Regions from separate parts of the Homo sapiens genome. Here region 2 is linked to region 1. The links are chromatin loops, found by intact Hi-C in ENCODE. Cell type or tissue: heart right ventricle. All regions are shown on one strand. Each heading gives the region's core, and the rest is flanking DNA. Links, peaks and the distances in the headings are about the cores only.

What was found. A loop is a pair of places that touch in the nucleus more often than their neighbours do. Peaks named below come from ENCODE experiments on the same cell type or tissue, not always from the same donor. Only the 100,000 strongest peaks of a DNase experiment are listed, where the experiment ranks them.
Region 2: it touches region 1 in a loop (2.6-fold over the local background); 9 of 110 quality-filtered maps call a loop at or near these places.

What each region holds. Positions count from the first base shown.
Region 1 is chr2:197,669,985-197,679,507 of GRCh38, forward strand. It overlaps RFTN2 (raftlin family member 2), which reads right to left and starts at 5,603. Exons shown (of 9, transcript NM_144629.3): 1 at 5,336-5,603. The coding sequence starts at 5,474. In heart right ventricle, for the core only: no CTCF peak of the experiment used is centred there; a DNase peak (open chromatin) is centred at 5,818; H3K4me3 peaks cover 3,790 bases; H3K27ac peaks cover 3,910 bases.
Region 2 is chr2:197,617,805-197,627,327 of GRCh38, forward strand. It overlaps RFTN2 (raftlin family member 2), which reads right to left. Exons shown (of 9, transcript NM_144629.3): 6 at 1-117. Among named protein-coding and RNA genes, the nearest start is that of RFTN2, 53 kb to the right of the region's middle. RefSeq lists enhancers at 1,491-1,995, 2,452-2,952. In heart right ventricle, for the core only: no CTCF peak of the experiment used is centred there; no DNase peak of the experiment used is centred there; H3K27ac peaks cover 2,411 bases.

The DNA of each region.
Region 1 (9,523 bases), core at 2,830-7,829:
TTTGAGCATATAAAGGGAAGCATATAGCATGGACTTGTGTGTCTGTCTTCACTCAATATTATGCTTGTGGAATTCATCTTGTGTAATTGTAGTTCCTCTGTTTCCACTGCAGTGTGCTAAGAGTTGGCGAACTGTGGCCTGTGGTCTGTTTTGTTATATATTGTCTATGGCTGCTTTAGCGCTACAACAGGAGAGTTGAATAGTTGTGACAGAGACCTCATATTTACCATCCAACCCTTTAAGGGTATTTGCTGATTTCTGCAGTATTGTGTGAGTATACCACAATTTATTTTTCCATTCTTTTGTTTTTTGGAGTTCCGGGTTGTTTACACCTTTGGGCTATTACAAACAACACTTCTATGAACATTCTTGTAGTGCCTCATGATGCACATGTACACTCATTTCTGTTGGGTATATCTTTAGCTAAGTAGATAATGCCAAACAATTTTTTCCCTCAATGATTCTAACAGTTTACCCACACTGGTGTTTAAGACCAGTCTGGGCAACATAGCAAGACCTCCATCTCTACAAAAAATTAAAAAATAAGCCAGGCATGGTGGCACATGTGTAGTCCCAGCTACTCCAGCAGCTGAGGCAGGAGGATTGCTTGAGCTTGGGAAGTCATGTCTACAGTGAGCTGTGACTGAGTCACTGCACTTCAGCCTGGGTGACAGAGTGAGACCCTGTCTCAAAAAAAAAATCTATTTCAATTCCTTCTTGAAATTTTCACAGTCAGCTGTGCATCTATAAACTGCCTCTACTAAGATCTTCCACTGCCACCTCAAATGCAACATGACTGCAATGAAATTGCTCTTTGACCACAGACGGACTCCCTTTGGAGTGCCCCTCCTTCTGTAAGAGGACTCATTATTTCCATAGCCACTCAGGCTCAAAACTGGGAAGTCATCCTGGATTCCTCATTCTTTCTGTCCCTTCAAATCCAGCCAGTCACAGGCTAAGTTCCTCCTTTGTAACATCTGTCATATCTACCCCTTGTATCCTATCCCTGTTACTGCCCTTCACCCACAGGTCCTCATCATCATTAGCCTTGACTTCTTGCCTCCATCCCTTCTCACTGCAATTCCACATGAATCTTCTTAAAACACTCTTCTGCATCTATCAACTACTTGTTCAAAAAGCCTTTACTGCCATTTATCTTCCATAGAATTAGGTCTTAACTCCCTGGCTAAGCCAGAACCTTCCCATTTCCCATCAGTTTAGAATCTTACTTCCTGCTTCCTCCCTAGAAAACCTCCTTTAGCTCACTGCTCTGTTCACCAGCCCTTGAACTTACTCCAATCTCTTAATCTTTTTCTGTTTAAGCCACTTTCTTCAAGGGTCAGTTAAAGTCCTAACTCTAGTTCCAACTGATCCTACTCAAAATTGATTTCTCCTTTTTCTGATACTTGTTGTAGCACACTATTTCCTCCACATGTACCTTGTATTGTAATTTTTTGTTCATTCACTCATTCAACAAAGAATATTGACCATCACTCATATTCCAAACATCGTGCTGGACACAGGGTGTACAAAGATGGAGATGATATAATTCCTAACCTTGATGAGTTCATGACCTTGTCCAGTTTGACCGAGTTGAATACAAAATATCCGAGGGCAGAAACTGTCTTATTCTTTTTTATATTTCCAATGCTAATCAGCATTTTTTACAGAGTACAATTCCTGTTAATGGTGATGATGAAAGACAAATAGAATTTCTTGTTCTAATAATAATGAAGCAAGCTAGAGGCTAGCAAAATTTCACTCACATTTTATGTAATTCTACCAGAAATTCAGATAAGGAAGCTACCATCCAATTTTCTGTTGGGTTTTAGTATTGTAGAACCTCTTTTTACTCATAAAGCTATAAATGCTGTAAAAATTCTTAAGGCTACTATTATTCAGATTGTTTCCTGGAATTATACAAGGAGGTAAATTAATCCTTTTGGATCACTTGTAGAGTTATTTTAACTTTTTGTTAAGAAACCCTGTAACATACTCATATACATACATCATATGCTCTCATAAACACATATAAATGGATATACTATAAGAAATCTCTAGACTATTTTGAATTTTCACTAATAAGCAGGAATAATGAATTGTTACTTTATCATAATACAGTGAAAGAAATCATTACTATACAATAATCCAGAAAAATATAAACATTTTACCAAAACCTCATTAGTGCAGTTGGTAGACTTGGCATAAAGTTCCAGAAAAATTCGGCCTACCTAGATGAAACTTTAAATTTCTTGAAAGAAGGGGCTATGTGTTTTATTTCTTTTATAGTACCTAAGATACCCAGCATAGCAGCGCAATCAGGAGCTACTCCAAACACATTTGTCGAGTTGTAGTTGCACAAACTAATAATTTTATGGCCAGAATAAGAAAAATGTGTATGAACCTTTGAAGAGAACATATAAGTAACCAATACTTGATGATTATGTATCAGAGGGGAAATGCAGGAATTATTTTAATGACCTCAATAGGTTGGTCAAAAAGCATCCTGCAGGAGCTGGGTTTAAAGGAGGAATGTGGAGACAGAGGGTATTCTCAGAGGAAGGATCATAACAGTTAATCTTTATCAAGTGCTTACTAACTGCCAGATACCTTTCCAAGTAGATCATCTTATATTAGGTCCTTTGATCCTTAAAACAACTCTGTGACGTCAGCACCATGAGAATACCCATTTTATAGATGAGGAAACTGAGATAGAGCAACATTTACAAATTTGCCACAGTTTTCAGCCTAGATTCAGGACCCCAAAACTATGACTCCAGAGTTTTGTATGCTTCAAGTCTATGCTATGATTTCTCCTATAGAGATGTAAATAATGATTCAAAGGCCAAAAAGAAAAAGAAAAGTGTGGGGAAGGGAGAGGGAGAGAGACAGAGACAGAGAGATAAGGAGAGAATGGGAGGTGTAAGTTGTTTTGTTTTCTGGGTGGAGCTTTGAAAGTGATATATAATTGAATGGAAAATAAATAAGTTGTTCTAGAAAGTTATAACCACCATAATGCAGGACAGGGCACTGTGGATTTTCAGAGGGTCTCCTCCTCCTGCCCCCATTGGATCTACTTTCTGTGCCATGGCCTCTATTTGGAAAAAACAGAGGAAAATAATGTAAGAGACAGGCTCATCATGAGCACACACAGCTGTCACCAGGCCATTTTATTTCCTGAAAGGTTGCTCATTCCATGGTGGCCTCTGACAGGCAGGAGGTGCCACTATTCAAGCCTCCTCCCAGCAACCCAGGACAGAATTACCGGTGCCAAACAGAAAGCTGGCATGTTTTAACCCACCCATGACCCACTCCTATATACACTGGAGTGGCAGCCGGAGGTCAGAGACAACAGAAGAGCAGCAGGGAAACTATGACCTGGAAGGTAGTTTGCGGAGTTGGGCTGATGCTGAGTCCTGGCTTCTGAAGCAAAGGCAATGGGGAAGACAGAAACAAAGAAAAAACTAAAACAAAAACATGGGGAAAAATTGGAGCGCAATGGGGCACCAGGAGACTAGGCGCCTGTACCAAATAGGATCCAGGTGCAGCTTTAAAGTATGTGCCTGCTTTATGTGTTAACATTTGCACACTCTGCCCATACTTAAACTTTTACAGTGTAATACTCTGTTATCTCTTCTAAGCACCTAGAGTGGAAGGTAGAAATTATACTCCTTTCACAGAGAGAAGGGCTTCTGAGAATAACAAAACCCAAGTGACTTTTGAATAAAGCTGCAGATCTTTCTGATTCAAGGATGACTGCATTTATACAAATTTGTTTGAGATGTTAACATTGTTGGAAGGAAATGAATCAGAAAAACTTTTCAAGTTACTTTAAACCCTATGATCCTACAATGGGTTGTGCAGAGAATCCTAAAGTACAGATCAAAATGGTTCTGACCTAAATTCATGAATACACAGTGTTTCAAGGTTAAGGAGAGTATGTGTCTGTCTCCTATGGATGTACAGAAACGAGTCCTAAAAAAAAATTGATGAGGAAAATCAATGGTGTGAACATAGCACCACATTACAAATATTTTCTCAAATGAAGGTTTTTGAAAAAGTATAGAAAAAATTCAAACGGTTGTTTGGTTACTTCTCTGATAATTGCTATTATCTTAATCCATTTTTAACATTCATAATTTAAAAGAAAATTAAGAAATTAAGAATATTAATTTTTTTCTTTTGGTAGCCTTAGCTTTAAACAAAAATAGGATATGAACATGTTAAAAGTCTATGTACAGATTTTGTGTATGTCCCTGGAAGGGAGTTTGTTTGCTGGCCAGCTTAATTTTTGACAAAGAAAAATGGGCTGCTCTTGCTTCTTGCACAAAGATGCACTGTTTCTAGAGCAAAGCAAAAAAAAAAAAAAAAAAAAAAAAGAAAAGAATGTGTGTAAACAAAAAATTTGGAAAAAAATTAAGATAATATTCAACATGATAATTTAGTATAAACTTTTTGTGAATTGATAAAATGTGTGGCTCATTAGAATTAAAAATATAACTATAATAAGAATTTTACTAATATCTGATAACTTTAACAGCAAGCAAAGCACTCTAAATTTCATTTTTACTACTTCATAATTAAAGATATAGCTTTTTTAAAAAGCTGCTTTGTCTGTGCAGTTGTACAGTACTCTAAAGTTTCCAAAAGAAATGAGGCAAAGTATTTGTGAAATCGAGCCACCTCGATTCCTTCCACAGAGCTGCCATCTGGGCTTGTTTATTTGTGTTTCCAACTTTCTGGAACAGAGAGTTTCTCTGTTAGGGACAGGGCACTGAGCAAAGGAAGTGTCTTACAGAAGGCTATCTTTTTTTTTTTTTTAACTACATTTTCAAAACTTATAGTTTAGTTTGGTCAAAAATATCAAATGACTACCATAATCACAGAGTCTAACACAATTGGAAGCCTCAGAATTGTCTTAGCAAACACTCTTCCACGATATGATGCAAGTAATATTTACTACATAATACCTTATTGTGATTTTCAAATCTTTTTCAAAATACAAACTGTCACTAAGGCTATATAGCTATTTGTCCTGGAAATCAAGCATTTTTCATAAATCCTTCTATAAATAAGTATTTGATTTAAAAATGAAAGAAGTATTTCCAAGCAATTTCCCTAATTTTAGAAGGTACATATGAGCCATGTTACCAAAATACGAAGCAATCAACAAAACAAAAATCTTACAAAGTATAATTAAGAAGCGAAGCATTATTGTTTGAATATACAATCTCATTATGAAGAACAGTTTAAAAATTTATTAAGTCAACACTTAAAAATGACTAGTAGTCTCATCTCTGAAACATTTAACAAACAAAATAGAAGCAAAAAGTACCTTGTAGAGTAAAATCCAGCAATACATATTCGTAAGCAAATTCTGTCTTTGTTTCCACTTGCGGTCTCTTCAGGGTAGAAAATATTTTTCCAGGGCTGCTATCATCAGGGTCTTCTAGCTTTCTAAGTCCGCACCCCATGGCAAAATCTGTAAGGAATTAAATTGCAGGAAAGGGGAGGGAGAGCAGCAAATTCTGTTGTTTAAGCTGCAAAAAGAAAGTTACAGACTTAACTGCTTTGATTTTGTTTTCAGCTAAACTATAGATAACCAAAAAAAAAAAAAAAAGCAAAAACCAAAAAAAAAAAAAAAACCCAAAAAAAACCATCTGGGTCCAAAGAAAGGAGTTGAAGAATTTTTCTATCCATTTTTCTGTAAAGTCATTGAACCCATGATTAAGCTACAGCTCCAGGAGGCTGGGCTTGATCTTAGAGAAACATGCAAGCTGCTACAACTTAGCGGAGAATTTCCATGCCACGTCAATTTACAGCCAGCCCCCTACCAGAGTTCTGTCGCTCAGGGCACCAGCGGTGCTTTGTCTATTCCAGTTGGCTGGATGATAAAAAGAGGTGTCCAAAAACGGAAATAAAAAGGCAAAAGGGCAACTTGGATGTAATTATCTACAAGTAGAAGATATATTCAGACATAGTGGCACACAATTCTTTTTCTGTTTTCCCTCTCCTCTCTGTCCTGCGCCTACCCTCCTTCCTCTCAACTACTACCAAGAAAGAAAAAGGAGAGAGAGAGAGAGAGGCAGTAGGGGGGTGGAGAGAGAGACAGAGAGAGAGAGGGAAAAAGAGAGAGAGAGAGTGAAAGAGAGAGAGAGAAAGAAAGAAAGAGAAAAATGAAAAGAGTGGATTCTCAACATATTTAGAAACAAAAATCATTTCCAGAAAGGAAGTCAGCTTTATGAGGAAACTATTTCTGGAGTCTAAAAGGAGGAAAGTAAAGTTTAAAAAAACAGCCCTTTAAGTCTTTAGTTAGTACTTTTGAGGATTTCTTTCCATATGAAGTTTCTTTCTGTTGGAAAAAATCATATGCTAATTAAAACAGCAAAGTATAAAAAATTTATATTAAAATATTTTTATAAAAAAGACTTTACTTAATTGCAAAGGAGAGACAGTTATGTGTGTAATTAGTTTCCCCAACATCCTTAAATAGTTTAAAACACTCTACTATTAGAAGGCTTATGATAGCAACTAATACTTCTATAGGTCTCAAAGTATCCTTAATTAAAAAATAAAACAAAACTGACAACTTGATTCATTTAATTTTTTTTTTTTTGAGATGTGGTCTTGCCTGTCACCTAGGCTAGAGTGCAGTGGCAAAATCATGGTTCACTTCAGCCTCGACCTCCCGGGCTCAAGCCATCTTCCCACCTCAGCTTCCCAAGTAGCTGAGACCACAGGCTTCAATGTGATTGAAAAAATTTTTCAGGCTTGTATTCTCTAGAATCTCAACTGTGATAAGGGTTTATTTTGTAAATAATGGAAGCAGTGGCAGAATCACATGCAACCACATCTGGCTCATTTTTGTATTTTTTTGTGGAGATAGGGTCTCACTATGTCACCCAGGCTGGTTTTGAAATCCTCAGCTAAAGTGATCCTTCTGGATCGGCTTCCCAAAGTACTGGGATTACAGGTGTGAGTCACTGCACCAGGGCCATTCAGTCTTATAAACTGCCATTTACCGGAGGTCAAGAATAATTTATAATGGACCAATTGTAATGAACGTTTATTGTATTTTACCCTTTACAGGTCAGGAAGTATGGTGCGCTCATCAAAACTGTGAGCCCTGGAATCAGGCTGCCTGGGTTCAAATCCTGCTTCTTAGGCCTACTAGAGATGTAATCTTGGGCAAGTTACTTGACCTCTTCAAGTTTCAACTTCCTCCCCTGTAAATGGTACTTACTACATAGGCTTGTTATGAAGGCTGAATGAGATAATCTTATCTCATATGTTAACACTAGGCCTGGCTAATAGCACAAAATACATTTGTTGATGCGTGTACGTTATAAAACAGGTTGGGAGTAGGAATAGGAAGGAAGTGATTCTGCCACTGCTTCCATTATTTACAAAATAAACCCTTATCACAGTTGAGATTCTAGAGAATACAAGCCTGAAAAATTTTTTCAATCACATTGAAGCCTGAGCATGAAAACTCTCAAAAGGGGGATGGATCCTTTATTTTATAGATCACTATTACCTTTTTTCTTTTCCTACTGCCTCCTTGCCTTTAAATGTTTTATTTCTCAGAAAAGTCTTAGAGAAAAATTCCACAGTCTTTCATGCTCCAGGATGAGCACTGTCGGTGGTAAGCAATTTGACTAAAAAGACAGCCAACTCTGACCCAGTGTGACTCATCTGACTGTTCACAGTACTTTCATGCCTGTCATTTTCCGTATCCTCTTTGGTATGGTGGGCTGTGAGGTCCTGTATGGCAGAAATGGAATCTTTGAAGGTCACTAGCATCTACTGAAGTGCCTGGAAGATTATTTAAGTACCCATTATATTTATTAAATGCATGCTATATTCCAGCCACTGAACTAGGTGCTGGTACAAAAGATAATTAAACATGCCCTCTGCCCTAAAGAAACTTATAGTGTAATGGGGAATACAAACTTATCTGCAGATAATTTCAATGTAATTTGGTAGATGCTGAAATAAAAGTATGCAAAAGATGCTATAGAAACTCAAGATGGGGCCTCTAACTCAGCCTGGAGGATGATGTCTGAGTTGTCCTCAAGGATAAATATTTTTAAGGTGATAAAGAAAGGTGGGTAGCATGTGCCAGAAGAGAAAAGCATGAGCAAAATCATGGAATCATGAAAGAGTATGGCATGTCGAAGGAACACGAAACAGTTGACAATTACTAGAACATAAAAAGTGAGAAAAGACTAAGCTGTAAGGGAGGCAAGGGGTAAGCTGTAATGAACTTGTCTACCATACAAAGGGAATTTGGACTTTATTTTGTAGGCAACAAAGGTGAATCAAATAATCAAATGGAATAATCAAGTGAGGAGTCTGAAGTAGGCAAGTGATATCAGTTTGCCTTTTAGATTGGTTACTGTGGCTGATTTCAGGAAGATGGTTTTACTTAGAGCAAGAATGGAGACCAGTCAAGAGGGTAAATGCAATAGTCCAGTAGAGAGCTGATGACTGAACGAATGTGGTACATCAGTAGGTCCTTAAGGAATTATTTTTACCTTTAGGAAAAGGAACTATAGTTTCTTAAGTTCATAATTGAACAATCACTTAAGTAATTTTCTCCTCCAAATTCTAACAAAATAAAATTTAATTAGACTCTTACAATATTTTTAAAACATTTTCATTTATCAATATGGCACACATTCCTGCTATTTTAACAATTACATGGGATTTCACTGCATTAATACAATGCTTACCAAGTAACATTTTGGTCATTTTCAAACTTCTACTGTGAAGATTTTTCTAAGGGTTACTTTTTTCCTCACTTTGGATTATTTCCTAAATACTTAGATTCTACTTCATAAATGGTCAAGTAGTTTACATACAAGAAACCAGTTAGAGGATGGACACAGTGGTTCATGCCTGTAATCCCAGCACTTTGGGAGGCCAAGGCAGGAGGATCACTTGAGGCCAGGAGTTCAAGACAAAGAAATCAGTTACGAAGCAATAAGCAGAGAAAATGCATTCTAATGGCTAAATAACTCATGTGTATTACTTATCTAAATATGTGGTTGGCCATAAAACTGTTTAAGGTATCAATCTTATATATTTTAAGTTTTATCAGTTGTTACCACATATTTTGCCTATATCTTTTATGCCTATATATTTATATAAAAACACTTGCATTCAAAAATTTTTCTCTGATGGGTGCAGTGACTCACACCTATAATCCCAGCACTTTGGGAGGCCGAGGTGGGCAGATCACTTGAGGTCAGGAGTTCCAGACCATCCTGGGCAACATGGTGAAACCCCATCTCTGCTAAAAAAAATACAAAAATTAGGTGTGGTGGTGCATGTTTATAGTCCCAGCTACTCGGGAGGTTGAGGCATGAGAATTGCTTGAACCTGGGAGGCGGAGTTTGCAGTGAGCCGAGATGGCACCACTGCACTCCAGCCTGGGCAACAGAGTGAGGCTCTGTTTCAAAAAAAAAAAAAATTTTTTTCTGCCTCTCCTTTGTGTCCTGAAGAATAATCTGCATCTCTT
Region 2 (9,523 bases), core at 1,669-6,668, 53 kb before region 1:
TAACAGTCCATTGTTCTACTACGATGGCATCATTTCCTTTCCTACTAGAACCTGGAACTCCAGAACCTTCTTCTTCATAGATAAAAAATCCTTCCAAAGATTTAGGCAAATGTTCCCCTGTGAGGAAGAGGGTACAATTAAGAAGGGTTGTAAATACTAAGTGGCTCATAAAACCATCTAAATCCTTAAATAACTCATATAGGAAACTGAAGGAAAAACATTTCAATTAAAAAACATTTGTTGCCCCCTCCCCCTCCCCCTCTCCCTCTCCCTCTCCCTCTCCCCACGGTCTCCCTCTCCCTCTCTTTCCACGGTCTCCCTCTGATGCCCAGCCGAAGCTGGACGGTACTGCTGCCATCTCGGCTCACTGCAACCTCCCTGCCTGATTCTCCTGCCTCAGCTTGCCGAGTGCCTGCGATTGCAGGCGCGCGCCGCCACGCCTGACTGGTTTTCGTATTTTTTTGGTGGAGACGGGGATTCGCTGTGTTGGCCGGGCTGGTCTCCAGCTCCTAACCGCGAGTGATCCGCCAGCCTCGGCCTCCCGAGGTGCCGGGATTGCAGACGGAGTCTCGTTCACTCAGTGCTCAATGGTGCCCAGGCTGGAGTGCAGTGGCATGATCTCGGCTCGCTACAACCTCCACCTCCCAGCAGCCTGCCTTGGCCTCCCAAAGTGCCGAGATTGCAGCCTCTGCCCGGCCGCCACCCCGTCTGGGAAGTGAGGAGCGTCTCCGCCTGGCCGCCCATCGTCTGGGATGTGAGGAGCCCCTCTGCCTGGCTGCCCAGTCTGGAAAGTGAGGAGTGTCTCTGCCCGGCCACCATCCCATCTAGGAAGTGAGGAGCGCCTCTTCCCGGCCGCCATCACATCTGGGAAGTGAGGAGCGTCTCTGCCCGGCCGCCCATCGTCTGAGATGTGGGGAGCACCTCTGCCCTGCCGCCCCGTCCGGGATGTGAGGAGCGTCTCTGCCCGGACGCCCCGTCTGAGAAGTGAGGAGACCTTCTGCCTGGCAACCGCCCCGTCTGAGAAGTGAGGAGCCCCTCCGCCCGGCAGCCGCCCCGTCTGAGAAGTGAGGAGCCCCTCCGCCCAGCAGCCACCCCGTCTGGGAAGTGAGGAGCGTCTCTGCCCGGCAGCCACCTCGTCCGGGAGGGAGGTGGGGGGGTCAGCCCCCCGCCCGGCCAGCCGCCCCATCCGGGAGGGAGGGAGGTGGGGGGGTCAGCCCCCTGCCCGGCCAGCCGCCCTGTCCGGGAGGTGAGGGGTGCCTCTGCCCGGCCGCCCCTACTGGGAAGTGAGGAGCCCCTCTGCCCGGCCAGCCGCCCCGTCCGGGAGGGAGGTGGGGGGGGTCAGCCCCCCATCCGGGAGGTGAGGGGCGCCTCTGCCCGGCTGCGCCTACTGGGAAGTGAGGAGCCCCTCTGCCCGGCCACCACCCCGTCTGGGAGGTGTACCCAACAGCTCATTGAGAACGGGCCATGATGACAATGGCGGTTTTGTAGAATAGAAAGGGGGGAAAGGTGGGGAAAAGATTGAGAAATCGGATGGTTGCCGTGTCTGTGTAGAAAGAGGTAGACATGGGAGACTTTTCATTTTGTTCTGTACTAAGAGAAATTCTTCTGCCTTGGGATCCTGTTGATTGGTGACCTTACCCCCAACCCTGTGCTCTCTGAAACATGTGCTGTATCCACTCAGGGTTGAATGGATTAAGGGCGGTGCAAGATGTGCTTTGTTAAACAGATGCTTGAAGGCAGCATGCTCCTTAAGAGTCATCACCACTCCCTAATCTCAAGTACCCAGGGACACAAACACTGCGGAAGGCCGCAGGGTCCTCTGCCTAGGAAAACCAGAGACCTTTGTTCACTTGTTTATCTGCTGACCTTCCCTCCACTATTGTCCTGTGACCCTGCCAAATCCCCCTCTGCGAGAAACACCCAAGAATGATCAATTAAAAAAAAAAAATAATAATAACAATAATAAAATAAAATAAAATTAAAAAAAAACATTTGTTTTGGCTGAATCAATAATCTCCTCCTCCTCTTGGAAAGTTTTTCTTTCTCCCCAAAGAGCAACACTTTTTTTTTTTTTTTTACTTCACTGAATTAAAATCCAACTATACATATAAAAACTACAATAGCAAAAACAAGGTAAAATAGTGTGGCACAGTGAGAAGCGAGTGGAAAATCAATCTAAAAGGCATCTGGATGTGATCTTCATTTTGAAATCAAAATTTGGTTTCGGATCTATACGTTGTATGCATGTTAATTATAACCATTAAGAGAAACAGCATAAAACTGTTAATATTTGAAATTAAAGACATAATATTAAAATTAATGCTAGGTAAGATTACTTCAAAAGACCTAAACACAGAACAATTCTTTACCTCAATGATGGGTTAAAAAAAAAAATAAGAAAAACAGGGACAGGAAGACCCTAAACAGAAGTCATTGTCAAAAGAATTCCTGCTGGGAAGGAAGTTTTAAGGGAGGGCCTCTCTGACTTTTTCTTGAATAGTTGACAATAACCAGCTGGCCTACACAAACTGATTTTATGGAAGTTCTTTTGTCTCCTATTTTGCTATAGGAGACATTTTTCCCATGGTCATGTGCTGCTTAAACATTTCGGTTTTTGTGTAGCACAATGTCACATTAAAGTTTCCCTGGTTGACAGCTCTCTAAATTCTAAAGGCCTGCAAACTTTTCAAAGGATCTTTTAAGCTTAAAGATAAAAAAGACAAAAGTAATTTTAATGTAATTTTCTGTTTTAATTTTCATTATCAGGCTATAAATTTTAAGAGATAAATCATTATTATTATTTTTTTGACATAATTCATGGTTAGGGCAGAACACCATGAAGAATTTGCATTGTTCAGAGTGGTTCCCAAGAACCCAGTAGGCTGGGCGCAGTGGCTCACGCCTGTAATCCCAACAGTTTGGGAGGCCGAGGCAGGCAGATCACCTGCGGTAGGGAGTTTGAGACCAGCCTGACCAACATGGAAAAAACCCATATCTACTAAAAATACAAAATTAGCTGGGCATGGTGGCGCATGCCTGTAATCCTGGCTACTCGGGAGGCAGAGGCAGGAGAATCGCTTGAACCCGGGAGGGGGAGATTGCGGTGAGCCGAGATCGTGCCATTGTACTTCAGCCTGGGTGACAGAGCAAGACTCCATCTCAAAAACAAAACAAAACAAAACAGAAAAATGAAAAACAAACAAAAAACCCAGTGAAGTTTAGTTTCCTAGTTCAAGCTGGTTTTCTAATTACAGTGTCTATTTCATTTCCTTTAAGTGTACTTATTTACTGTCACACTGAAGTGACCAGTGGAATCAAATTTGTTTCTGATTGAAAGTTTAGGGCATCACTAGATCATCTACAATTGTGCATGCCCCAAGTTCCCTTTTAGAGGTATGTGTTTTAAAATTAGTTGTATCCTGTGATAATTACATAGTTAATTATAATCTCCTTCTTTCTTACTTTGGGATTATATAATGTGAAAACTCTGGGCTTTGTGGCTCCAGGTGTGTTTTCTTGCTCTCAATATTGGGAGGCACTAGCACAGTCCCACCTTGCTTTATTGTGCTTTGCTTTACTGTGTTTTGCAGATACCGGTTTTTTTTTTTTTTTTTCAAATTGAAGGTTTGTGGCAATCCTGCATTGAACAAGTCTATTAGTGCCATTTTTCCAAAGGTGTGTACTCACTTCATGTGTTGGTGTCACATTTTAGTAATTCTTGCAATATTTCAACCTTTTTCATTATTATTCTATCTGTTATGGTGGTCTGTGATCAATGATCTTTGATGTTACTATTGTAATTGTTTTGGGCCACCGGGAACCATGCCCATATAAAATGGTGAATTTAACTGATAAACGTTGTGGGGGTTCTGACTGCTCCACTGACTGGCCCTTCCCCCATCTCTCTCCCTCTTCTCGAGGCCCCCATTCCCTGAAATTAGGCCAATTAATAACCCCGAAATAGCCTCTAGGTGTTCAAGTGAAAAGAAGAGTCACAAGTTTCTCATTTTAAATCGAAAGCTGGGAATTATTATTAAGCTTAGTGAGGAAGACATGTCAAAGCTGAGACAGGCGGTAAACTAGGCCTCTTGTGTCAGTTAGCCAAATTGTGAATGTAAGGGAAAAGTTCTTGAAGGAAAATAAAAGTGAATGAATGATAAGAAAGCAAAACAGACTTCTCGATGATGGAGACAGTTTTAGTGGTCTGGATAGAAGATCAAAGCAGCCACAAGCAGTCCCTTAAGCCAAAGCCTAATCCAGAGCAAGATCCTAACTCTCTTCCATTCTATGAAGGCTGAGAGAGGTGAGGAAGCTGTGGAAGAAAAGTTGGAAGCCAACAGAGGTTGGTTCATGAAGTTTAAGGAAAGAAGCTGTCTCCATAACATAAAATTGCAAGGTGAAGGAGCAAGTGCTAATGTAGAAGCTGCAGCAAGTTATCTAGAAGATCCAGCTAAGAGAATAGATAAAGGTGGCTGCACAAAACTACAGATTTTTATTTATTATTTATTTATTTATTTTGAGACAAGGTCTCACTCTTTCACTCAGGCTGGGGTGCGGTGGCATGATCTTGGCTCACTGCAACCTCTACCTCCCCAGGCTCAAGCAATTCTCCTGCCTCAGCCTTCCAAGTAGCTCAGATTATAGGCACACACCACCAAACCCAGCTAATTTTTGTATTTTTAGTAGAGGCGGGGTTTCACCATTTTAGCCAGGCTGATCTCGAACTCCTGACCTCAAATGATCCAACCTCCTCAGCCTCCCGAAGTGTTGGGATTACAGGCGTGAGCCACTGCGCCTGGCCTAAAACTATAGATTTTCAGCGTCAGTAAAACAACCTTACAGTGGAAGACGTCATCCAGGACTTTCATTGCTAGAGAGGAGAAGTCAATGCCTGGCTTCAAAGCTTCGTAGGACACGCTGACTCTCTTGTTAGGGACTAATGCAGCTGGTGACTTTAAGTTGAAGCCAATGCTCATTTACTATTCCAAAAATCCTAGGGCCCTTAAGAATTATGCTAAATCTACTCTGCCTGTGATCTAGACATGGAAAACAAAGGCTGGATGACAGCACATCTGTTTATAGCAAGGGTTACTGAATATTTTAAGCCCACTATTCAGACCTACTGCTCAGAAAAAAAGATGCCTTTCAAAATATTATGCTTATTGACAATGTACTTGGTCACCTAACAGCTCTGATGAAGATATACAAGAAGATTAATGTTTTCATGCCTGCTAACACAACATCCATTCTGCAGCCCATGGATCAAGGAGCCATTTTGACTTTCAAGTCATATATTTAAGAAATACATTTTGTAAGGCTATAGCTGCCATAGATAGTGATTCCTCTGATGGATCTGGGCAAAATAAATTAAAACCTTCTGGAAAGGATTCACTATTCTAGATGCCATTAAGAACATTTATGATTCATGGGAGGAGGCCAAAATATCAACATGAACAGGAGTTTGAAAGAGGTTGACTCCAATTTTCATGGATGACTTTGAGGGGCTCAAGACTTCAGTGGAGAAAGTAATTGCAGATGTAGTGAAAATAATGAGAAAGCCAGAATTAGAAGTGGAGCCTAAAAATGGAGACTAAATTGCTGCAATCTCGTAGTAAAACCTGAATGGATGAGTTGCTTCTTATGGATGAGCAAAGAAAGTGGTTTCTTTCTTTTTTGTTGTTGTTGTTTTTTTGAGATGGAGTCTCACTCTGTTTCCCAGGCTGGAGTGCAGTGGCACGATCTCAGCTCACTGCAACCTCCACTTCCCAGGTTCAACTGATTCTTGTGCTTCAGCCTCTTGAGTAGCTGGGACCGCAGGCGTGCACCACCATGCCAGGCTAATTTTTGCATTTTAATTTATTATTTATTTATTTATTTTTGAGACAGAGTTTTGCTTTGGTTGCCCAGGCTGGAGTGCAATGGCATGATCTTGGCTCACTGCAACCTCTGCCTCCCGGGTTCAAGTAATTTTCCTGCCTCAGCCTCCTGAGTAGCTGGAATTACAGGCGTGTCACTACGTCTGGCTAATTTTGTATTTTTAGTAGAGACAGGGTTTCACCATGTTGGTCAGGCTGGTCTCGAACTACTGACCTCAAGTGATCCACCTGCCTCGGTCTCCCAAAGTGCTGGGATTACAGGTCTGAGCCACCACGGCTGGCAAATTTTTGTGTTTTCAGTAGAGATAGGGTTTCACCATGTTGGCTAGGGTGGTCTCGAACTCCTGACCTCAAGTGATCCTCCCGCCTCGGCCTCCCAAAGTGCTGGGATTACAGGTGTGAGCTACAGTGCCCAGTCTAGAAAATGGTTTCTTAAAATGGAATCTACTCCTGGTGAAGATGCTGTGAACATTGTTGAAATGACAATGAAGGATTTAGAATATTAAATAAATTTAGGCGATAAAGCAATTGGAGGGTTTGAGAGGATTGACTCCCATTTTGAAAGAAGTTCTACTGTGGTTAAAATGCCGTCAAACAGCATCATATGCTAGAGAGAAATTTTGTGAAAGAAAGAGCTGGCGTGGCGCGGTGACTCATGCCTGTAATCCCAGCACTTTGGGAGGCTGAGGTGGGCGGATCACAAGGTCGGGAGATGGAGACCATCCTGGCTAACACGGTGAAACCCATCTCTACTAAAAATACAAAAAATTAGCCGGGCGTGGTGGCGTGAGCCTGTAGTCCCAGCTACTCGGGAGACTGAGGCAGGAGAATGGCGTGAACCCGGGAGGCGGAGCTTGCAGTGAGCCAAGATCTCACCACAGCACTCCAGCCTGGGCGACAGAGCGAGACTCTGTCTCAAAAAAAAAAAAAAAAAAAAAAAAGAAAGAGCCAATTGATGCAGCAAATTTCATTGTATTATTTTAAGAAATTGCCACAGCTGGCCAGGCGCAGTAGCTCATGCTGTAATCCCAGCACTTTGGGAGGCTGAGGCAGGTGGATCACTTGAGTTCAGGAGTTCAAGACCAGCCTGGGCAACATAGTGAGATCCTGTCTCTAAAAAAATAGCCAGTGTGGTGGTGCACACCTTGGTCCCAGCTACCCAAGAGGCCAACGTGGGAAGATTGCTTGAACCTGGGAGGCGGAGGTTGCAGTGAGCTGAGATCACATCACTGTGCTCCAGCCTGGGTGACAGGGCGAGACTCTATCCCCAAAGAGAAAAAAATTAAATTAGAAATTGCTACAGCCACCCCCAACCTTCAGCAACCACCACCCTGATCAGTCAGCCACCATCAACACAGAGGCAAGACCCTCTACCATCAGGCTGGTCTCAAACTCCAGGCCCCCAGGGATTCTCCCACCTTGGCCTCCCAAAGTACTGGGACTACAGGCATGAACCACTGTGCTGGCCCATTCTTTTCAAATATATTCATCTTACATAAAAGCCACTCAATCTTAAAGTAATATTGACACTCCAGGAAGAGTTATATTCTGCAAACTTGTGAACTTGTGTACTCCTTGGCACAAGGCTGAATATCCTGAGGGTACTTGAACCCTGGTTTGAAAAGCACATGTTTGAAGGGCTCCCAGGGAATGGTTTACTTTTCTGGACATGTCTTGTCTTTTAGCTGGATATGATATTGACATTCCTGTAAAGGTGCAGAGAGGTAACACTCCATTTTAGTTTTTTTGGTTCCCCTGTCATTTTTGGTATTCAACTGCCCAGAGGTGGGCCCGGGAGCATCTTTGAAGTAGAGGGCAGGCACATATGGTAACTCTAAAAAGAATCTTAGCCTATCCACTTCTTTCCATCTCCACCATCATCTCTCTAGGGAGCACTGCAACAGCCTCTTAACAGCCTCCCCACCACACTTCCACTCTTGCCCTCTGTGATCCATTTCTCATAATGAGGGCAAAGAAATTCCTCTCTCCTCTCCTCTCCTCTCCTCTCCTCTCCTCTCCTCTCCTCTCCTCTCCTCTCCTCCCCTCCCTTCCCCTCCCCTCCTCTCCCCTCCCTTCTCTTTTCTCTCCTCTCTTTTCCTTTCCTTTCTTCTTTTTTTGAGATGGAGTCTCACTCTGTTGCCCAGGCTGCACTGCCCAGTGCAGTGCAGTGGTGTGATCTCGGCTCACTGCAACCTCCACCTCCCAGGTTCAAGAGATTTTCCTGTCTCAGCTTCCTGAGTAGCTGGAACTACAGGCACCCACCATGCCCGGCTAATTTTTGCATTTCTAATAGAGACAGCGTTTTGCCGTGTTGGCCAGGCTAGTCTTGAACTCCTGACCTCAAGTGATCCACCTGCCTTGGCCTCCCAAAGTGCTGGGATTACAAGCGTGAGCCACCGCACCTTGCTAGAAATTCTTTAAAAATTGCAAATGAGATTATGACTCCCTGTTTAAATCTTTAATGAATGAATTGGAATAAATATCTTGGTAAAAGCACACACTCCATCTAGGTGGCTCTACCACTTTCTAGTTGTGTGAATGCAGGCACCTTATGTAAAATCTCTGTGCTTCAGTTCCTTCATATGTAAAAGGAGAATAAGCATGGCCTGGCACGATGGCTCACACCTGGAATCCCAGCACTTTGGGAGGCCAAAGCTGGAGGATCACTTGAAGCCAGGAGTTTGAGACCAACCTGGGCAGCAAAGCGAGACCATGTCTACAAAAAAATTTAAAAAATTAGCTGGGTGTGGTGGCGTGCATATAGTCCTGGTTACTCGGGAGGCTGAGGTGGGAGGATTGCCTCGGCCCAGGAGTTCAAGGCTACAGTGAACTATGATTGTGCCCTTGCACTCCAGCCTGGGTGACAGTGAGACCCCATCTACAAATAAATAAATAAATAAATAAATAAAGTTAAAATAAAAAAAAGGAATAATCTTCTTTTTTTTTTTTTTTTTTTTTTGAGACGGAGTCTTGCACTGTCGCCTGGGCTAGAGTGCAGTGGTGTGATCTCGGCTCACTGCAACCTCTGCCTCCTGGCAAGCGATTTTCTTGCCTCAGCCTCCTGAGTAGCTGGGACTATAGGCGCCCGCCACCACATCCAGCACATTTTTTGTATTTTTAGTAGAGACGGGGTTTCACTACGTTGGCCAGGCTGGTCTCAAACTCCTGACCTCGTAATCCGCCCACCCCAGCCTCCCAAAGTGCTGGGATTACAGGCGTGAGCCACCATGCCCAGCCATAATCATCTTTACCTCACAGGTTGCTGTGGGGACTAAATGAGTTAATGAATGCAAAATGCTTAGCACAACGCTGGTGTATAGCAAGTACAAAATAGATGTTAGCTGCTGTCATTGCATTCTTCCTGTTTAGGACCCTGTAGGGACTGGCTGCTGCCTACCTCTTCCATTGTGTCCAGAGCCATACTGTTGCTTGCCTTGCTCCAGAAACACAGACCTTTTCCCAGTTCCTCTTTCCTGCCCTAAGGTCTTTGTACATTTAGATGTGTTTCTCCGGCCTAGAATGGCCTACCTCTGGTTCTCACAGGTCTGCTCCTCTCCAGCTGCCCAGTCTCAGTGTGATTGCTGCCTTCTCAGAGGGGACCTCCCGACCACCTCTTTAAGTGAGTTCTTCCCTGGTACTCTCGCCAT